2 separate regions of the Homo sapiens genome follow, and region 1 is linked to region 2. The links are chromatin loops, found by intact Hi-C in ENCODE. Cell type or tissue: sigmoid colon. All regions are shown on one strand. Each heading gives the region's core, and the rest is flanking DNA. Links, peaks and the distances in the headings are about the cores only.

Region 1 (3,232 bases), core at 413-2,912, 92 kb before region 2:
GAGGTCTGAGCAGGAGTCCCAGGACATGGGAGATTGCCCTGGAGAGTGGATTCACAGAGACGGGTGGGGGTGCTGTCTGTCCGCAGTCGTTGCCTTGAGGGGCCCTTTGTTTGCTACCCTCTTGTTGAATCTGGCTGTCCCCACAGCTACTTTGCCTGGGGCCCAACTAGGGCAGAGATACAAATACGCCAGGCCATGGCCCCATAAAGTCTGGCCTCAAGGCTGCAGCCCATTTGGAAAACGTTTTAATTTCACTTGCGTGTTTTTTCAATTTGATTATTAAGTGCCGTTTACACATGGACGGGGAAAGCCTGTTTTCATTCGCTGATTCCCCTTCCTCCCTGGCCTGCGTGCCTCCCTGGTGAGTAATGGGGAGGCTGCTTTTCTGGAACACAAGGGAAAACTTCCAGCAAATTGCAAAAGCATGTTCCTTCCTTGAAAAATCCTTTCACACTTGTTTTTTACTCCGTTTGTAAAGTTCATGAAAAGCCTCCATAAAAGTGCTTTAAAAAACCTAAACTTTCTTTGTTCTCCACGTTCAACTTTCTTTTTCTCTCTTAAGAGGGTATATAATTTCAAGGGATAACAAACAAAACATCAAACCTAGGGAGCAAGTGGCGAGATGAAGGAATGAAGCAAACTTTAGAAATGTCGGAGGATCACAGGTTGGAGGTGCCAGTGAGGGGGAAATTTCCACATGTGTTTTCAGAAGATGAGAATCCGGCACTCCCCGACTGGCCCCATCATCGCTCAGATTTGTTTCTGAAGTTATTAACATTTCACGCAAGGCTGGGGCAGCTGGGCAGACAGAAAGACTGAAATAATAAAGGCTCAGGAAGAGCGACACATCCTTTTAGGTACATTTCAGCAGCCTCAACTATCAGGGGTGCAGGAGATGGGAGCATAGGAAACGGTGCTGCCAAGAATTTGCAAAGAAGGTTTCCCTCCTGAAGGCCAGAGTGGGGTCATCCGATCAGAGAAATACAGAAGGTTCTTAAAGGGGATGGAGGCCATATAAGGAGTTTCCCTCTGCAGAGACAGACTCCATTCTGGTTTGGGTTTGATGAGACAGCTAGAAAAGAGCTGAGAGGATGGGGTTCCCACCAGCCTCGAGGGACTGTCCTGGAGAGCCTCATGGGGGTAGCCAGGGGAAGTGCCGTGGGGTTCTGTGGGCAATGTTTGGGGACTGGGTGGCATGCCTTAGCCAGCTATTGATCTAATTCTGGTCACTGTCCTGGTGTCTGAGTCCATCTAGGGCTGCATGTCTGGTGTATCTGTCCCTAGCCCTCTGGGCTCCAACGTTGGCAAAGTAACACTGGTGGGCTCCCCTCCCCACTCCCATTTCTCTCTCTGCAGCACCTGCTTCCCCCCTGCATACCCCCTCCTCATCTGCCTCTCTCACCCGCAAGGAAGGACTTCCAAGAAGGGACTGAGAAGAGGCAGAGAGCTGTATTTTCACAAAGGCCTGAGAGGGAGAAATGCTGTTTGTTTGCTTGGTGGGTTCAAGATATGGAGGATGGGCAAGAAGCGGGAGGAATGGAGCCATCTTCAGCTCCTGAAATCCTGGGATGGACACTGTGATTCCAAAGGCCACCATGCCTACCTAACCCAATAATGAGCTCTGGGTGGACAGGGGCCCAGTCTTCATCAGCGCTGTGGGCCCTGGGTTCTGGGATATTGCAATTAGGATGGTGCTTTCCCCAGTAATGGCCACGTGATCAGCAAATAGATCCTTACATCTCTTTGAGCCCCAGATCCCTCCTCTGCCGCAGAGAAAGAACCAGCAGTGCACCCTGCACACACCCTCTTCCTTAGGTACTGGGCTGACCATAGGACTTGCTGTGCCTACTGCTGAGGAAGCTGCCCTGTGGCTCCTCCGCCCTGCCTGGGTGGCCTCCTCTTCTTCCCCAGCTGGCACAGTCGCCTCCTCTCTGTTCCGCCTTTTCCTCGCCCCCTTTCTTTCCCTTCCTCTTTCTACCCCTCTGATCCTCTCTGATCCTTGGATTGCCTGGCAGAAAGCCAGGGGGTAACCCGGAGTTCACCTCAGCAGCCTCAAGCTCAGAAGCGGTTTCATGCTAAGCCATGGCTACCCCAAAGGCCTCTCACCTCATTTACATCCAGGGCTTTTCCTCAGCCACACCCTCGTGGGTACTCCGGAGAGGATGTGACAATCACCATGTCTTTGTGTCAGCCCTAAGTATAACCCCAGCCAAGACAACCTGCTTCTTCCAACACCTGATCTTCTATAGTTACTTCCACTTTGCACATGGAGAAACTGAGGCTCAGAGAGATGAATTTACCTACTCTCCGGAGCATGCACTGCCATAATTATACTCAAGTAAGGAATCACTTGTTAAACGCATCTAATCCCATCTTCTTTCGAAGAACAATGTGGTCAACAGGGTTGCATCAGGGTTGTTAATTAACCTGAACTTCTCTGACCTGGCTTCCTGTATCCCCTCCCTGAGACACCAGCTTCCTCATGCTTCCACTGTTCCTGCTCCACCCCAATTTAGCAAAAGCCTGGCCATGCTTTGGATCTTTCCCTATCCCGGGCTCTACCAGAACCTACTGAGAATGAGCGAGATTGACATAGCTCCCAGCTCCTTGGGTTTTCCTCTTCAATCACTTGAATACATGATGCATTTTTATGTGCTTGCAATGGGACGGCTTCAGCTTTGCAAAATCAAGACTGTCAGCCCCTTTACAGAGAATCTACTCCCTCGATTAACTTGAGGGTATGGAGAACCTAATAAATAAGTTGCATTTAATGCAAAGAAGATCATCACTTTTAACTGTCCCTGTGGAGAAGCCCATGCCAGATCTCTGATTCTTCTCCTGAACTAACTGGTTCTTTGCTGGGAGATGAGTGAAAGCAGAGTTTGTTGAGGCAACCGGGAGGAACTGTCCCCCCCTCCTCTCCACTCCTCCCCCAACCCCCCACCCCTTGGCTCCTGGAAGGCTCTTTTTAGGGCATGCTGGTTTTCATGCACACGATGACTGTTTTGTATCTGGGCTGATAGGCTTGATTGAGCGGTTGCCGCACAGCTGGCACACGCTGCAACACGGCTAGGAGGGGGTGTTTATGGGGCTAGCTGCTAATGATTCCCATTTATGGAACATGTGTGCAGCAGCTGAGTGGGGCTGGCTAAGATAGGACATCAATAAGAGCCCTGCTGCACACACAGGATCTCCTGGACGGCTGCAGGAATGGTTCCAGTGCAAGCTTTGG
Region 2 (3,232 bases), core at 244-2,743:
GTACATGGCTTGGTTCAGATGCCCAAAGGATGAGGTCAGGATCTGGTGTCACTCTCCCCCAACTTGGCTCTCCTCCCTGCGTTGATTCTATTCTCAGACTGGATCTCCATTCGTGGTGACAAAATGGCTCCCGATGGGCAGGGGCTACATCCTTCCTCCCTGGCTCACAGTCAGTGACAAAAGAGCAAGACTACTGCCCTGGAAGCTCAAGCCAAAGCCGCCCCACCCCCCCACCCCCCAAATCACATTGCCTCTGATTGGCCTGACTTCATCCCAGGATGGTCACCAGCGTTTTGATTAATTAGGTCTGGGTCCAGCACCGCCCTAGTGTTTTGATTAGTTAGGTCTGGGCCAAGGACCGCTCCTGGAGGCAGAATTGGAGCCACAGGGAGAAGTGGATGCCCGAGCCCAATCTGGGACACTGACCCTTCCACAAATAAATAAATAAATAAATAAATAAATAAATAAAATATTTGCAATATTTGAGAATGGCAGAGGAGAATTCTAACATAGCAAGGAAAAGCTCTGCTTTCTTTTCCCTTAACATCTCTGAACAATTCATCTCCTCTTTCTGCTCCAAGAATGAGAGCCAGGCAGGTTGTTAAGATGGTTAAGAATCCACACTCTGGAATAAGACTGTCTGGGGTAGATCCTGGATTTGTGTGACCCAGGGCAACTCCCTTTACTATCTTGGGCCTCAGCCCCTTTGTCTATAAGACAAGGCCAATAATCCTACCTACTTTCTGGGCTGTGCTGAGAATTAAATGAAAGGATAAGTCCTCAGAGGGTGTGTCCAGCCCACAGTAAATAATCAATTTGCTCTTGCAGTTGTTATTCATGCGTGGATGTTCCTGCTCCAACTCTGGCCTCTCTAACCCAGCACTAGGCCTTGGGCTAAAAGCCTTCAGGAGAAAGAATGTAACGGCAGGCCAGGGACGAGCCCAGCACTCAGATACTTCCTACCCCACTCCTGCGGGTGGGAAGAAGCTCTAAGTGCAGGACCCAGGAAGGCCAGGCTGCAGCACAGGCCCCAGGGCAGGACCCAAGCCAGGCCCGGAACGCCCAGGAACACTTCCTACCCCCAAGTTAATAAGAAAACCACAGCATCTATTTTTTTTAACTGACACATAATTGCACATATTTATGGGATACAGAGTGACATTTCAATCTATGCATACAACGTATGAGGATCAGATCAGGATAATTAGCATTTCCATGCCCTCGAGCATTTGTCATTTCTTTGTGTTGGCAACATTCAAGTCTTCTTTTCTGGCTATTTGAAAATGTGCAACAAATTGCTGCTAACTATAGTTACCCTACAGAGCTATAGAATACTAGAGCTCATTTCTCCTGTCTAGCTGTAATTTTGCGTTCATTCACCAACCTCTCCTTATCCTCTCCTCCCCCTTTCCCTTCCCAGCCTCCAGTTCCTGCCATTCTACTCTACTTCTAGCAGAATCTCTTCTTGCCTTCAGAGCCCCTTCCCCCAAAAGAAGCAATCAAAAACACCATCCAAATAAGGCAAAAAGCTGTGCCGGAATTTGCATGCAGAGTGTTTATATAGATTAGAACATCTTTGTTGACTCGCAGCTTAAACCTCTGAGGCTTTGCAGTTCATCAAAGTTTAATGTTCTGTTTCACGATGTTCCTTGCCGTGGTTAAGTGGCTCCGTCAGCTCTTAGAAGGGAAACTTCCCCCTTCAGGGTACATTTCCCCTGCCCTGAGCCCAGGAGCCCCACTGCTAAGGGCATCTGTTCTGTTTGCTTTTGAGAAGTACAGATGTGAGTAGTCACCAACTTGAATCTTCTGTTCATCTGGCAGCTGGGCAGCTGGCTGATGTAACAGCTGCAGAACACGGAGTCTCCCAGAAGGGAGAAAAAGAGAAAAGAAAAAAGACACACATAGCCCAGGATGATATGCCACCACTCAGAGGCCTCCAGGAATTGGATCTAAAGAATCTCACTCCACATCATTCCAGCCAGAGTGGAGGCCAGTGGGATGCAGTTGAGCTCAATCCACATTTGTTGGGCCTTCACTGGGCAGCTGGTGAGAGGAAGGTGGCGGCTTAACAGGATCATTAGGAAATGGTACACTCTAGTTGGGAGTAGAAGGCTCTTGGATGGGGAAGAGCTGGCTCTATCGTGAAGGAATCTAAATTGCAAAGTGTTCACAGGTATCACACATGCCTTATCAGAGGACATGACCAAGGTCTTCATTTGTAGATGCTCAGATGTCACCTAAGTTAAGTGAACTGTTGGGGTCAACCTACAGACACTTCTTGTGTATCCAGTGAGTTTCCTGCACTGTGCAGGCACAGGAGAAAGAATAGGCATTCAAGAAGCATTTGTCTATTTTGAGTGTGTGTGTGTGTATGTGTGTGTGTGTGTGAGAGAGAGAGAGAGACAGAGTCTCGTTCTGTTGCCCAAGCTGGAGTGCAGTAGTGCAATCTCAGCTCACTGCAACCTCTGCCTTCCAGGTTCAAGGGATTCTCCTGCCTCAGCCTCCCAGGTAGCTGGGATTACAGGCAGGCACCACCATGCCCGGCTAATTTTTGTATATTTAGTAGAGATGGGGTTTCATCATGTTGGCCAGGCTGGTCTCAAACTCTTAACCTCAGGTGATCCACCTACCTTGGCCTCCCAAAGTGCTGGGATTATAGGCGTAGCATTTCACTATGTAATGACTACCTCAAACCTTACACTGAAATTAACTCATATTTCATAATAATATGATTAAATAAGGAGAAGCCAGCATAGATGCATGTTAATCCAAATTCAATCCCATCTGATTATCTCTCTGCTCCCTCAGTGGTCCAAGCCACCTTTGTCTCTCACCTGAGTTATGGCAGTCACTTCCTAACCAGTCCCCCTGTGCCATACACCTCATCCCTCTTTCAATTTATTCCCAACACAGCAGCCAAGGAAATCTTCTTAACAGGTAAGTTGTATCACGTCACTCCTGTGCTCAAAACCCTCATCTCGCAAAGCGTAAAAGCCAAAGTTCCTCCAATGAATGACTTCCAGGGCCCTGTGTTACTTGTAGTGGAGCCATCTTGGAAGTGGTTCTTCCAGCTCCAGTGGAGCCACTGCAGCCAGCATCATGTGGAAAAGAGATGGGTTTTTCTTTGCTGAGCCTACAGAAATTACAGAATCATGAGTGACTAAAAGATTGTTATTTTTGTAAGCCACTAAGTTTGAGGTGGTTTGTTACACAGCAATAAATAACCATTAAG

The links. Peaks named below come from ENCODE experiments on the same cell type or tissue, not always from the same donor. Only the 100,000 strongest peaks of a DNase experiment are listed, where the experiment ranks them.
Region 1: a loop joins it to region 2, with 2.3 times the contacts of the local background. A loop is called at or near these places in 2 of 110 quality-filtered maps.

Annotation. Positions count from the first base shown.
Region 1 is chr4:26,048,436-26,051,667 of GRCh38, forward strand. No RefSeq gene overlaps it. Among named protein-coding and RNA genes, the nearest start is that of LINC02357, 21 kb to the right of the region's middle. RefSeq lists silencers at 2,000-2,079, 2,100-2,149. In sigmoid colon, for the core only: no CTCF peak of the experiment used is centred there; DNase peaks (open chromatin) are centred at 777 and 1,926; H3K27ac peaks cover 1,541 bases.
Region 2 is chr4:26,140,401-26,143,632 of GRCh38, forward strand. It overlaps a transcript of RBPJ not described here. Among named protein-coding and RNA genes, the nearest start is that of LINC02357, 71 kb to the left of the region's middle. In sigmoid colon, for the core only: no CTCF peak of the experiment used is centred there; DNase peaks (open chromatin) are centred at 999 and 1,741; H3K27ac peaks cover 2,012 bases.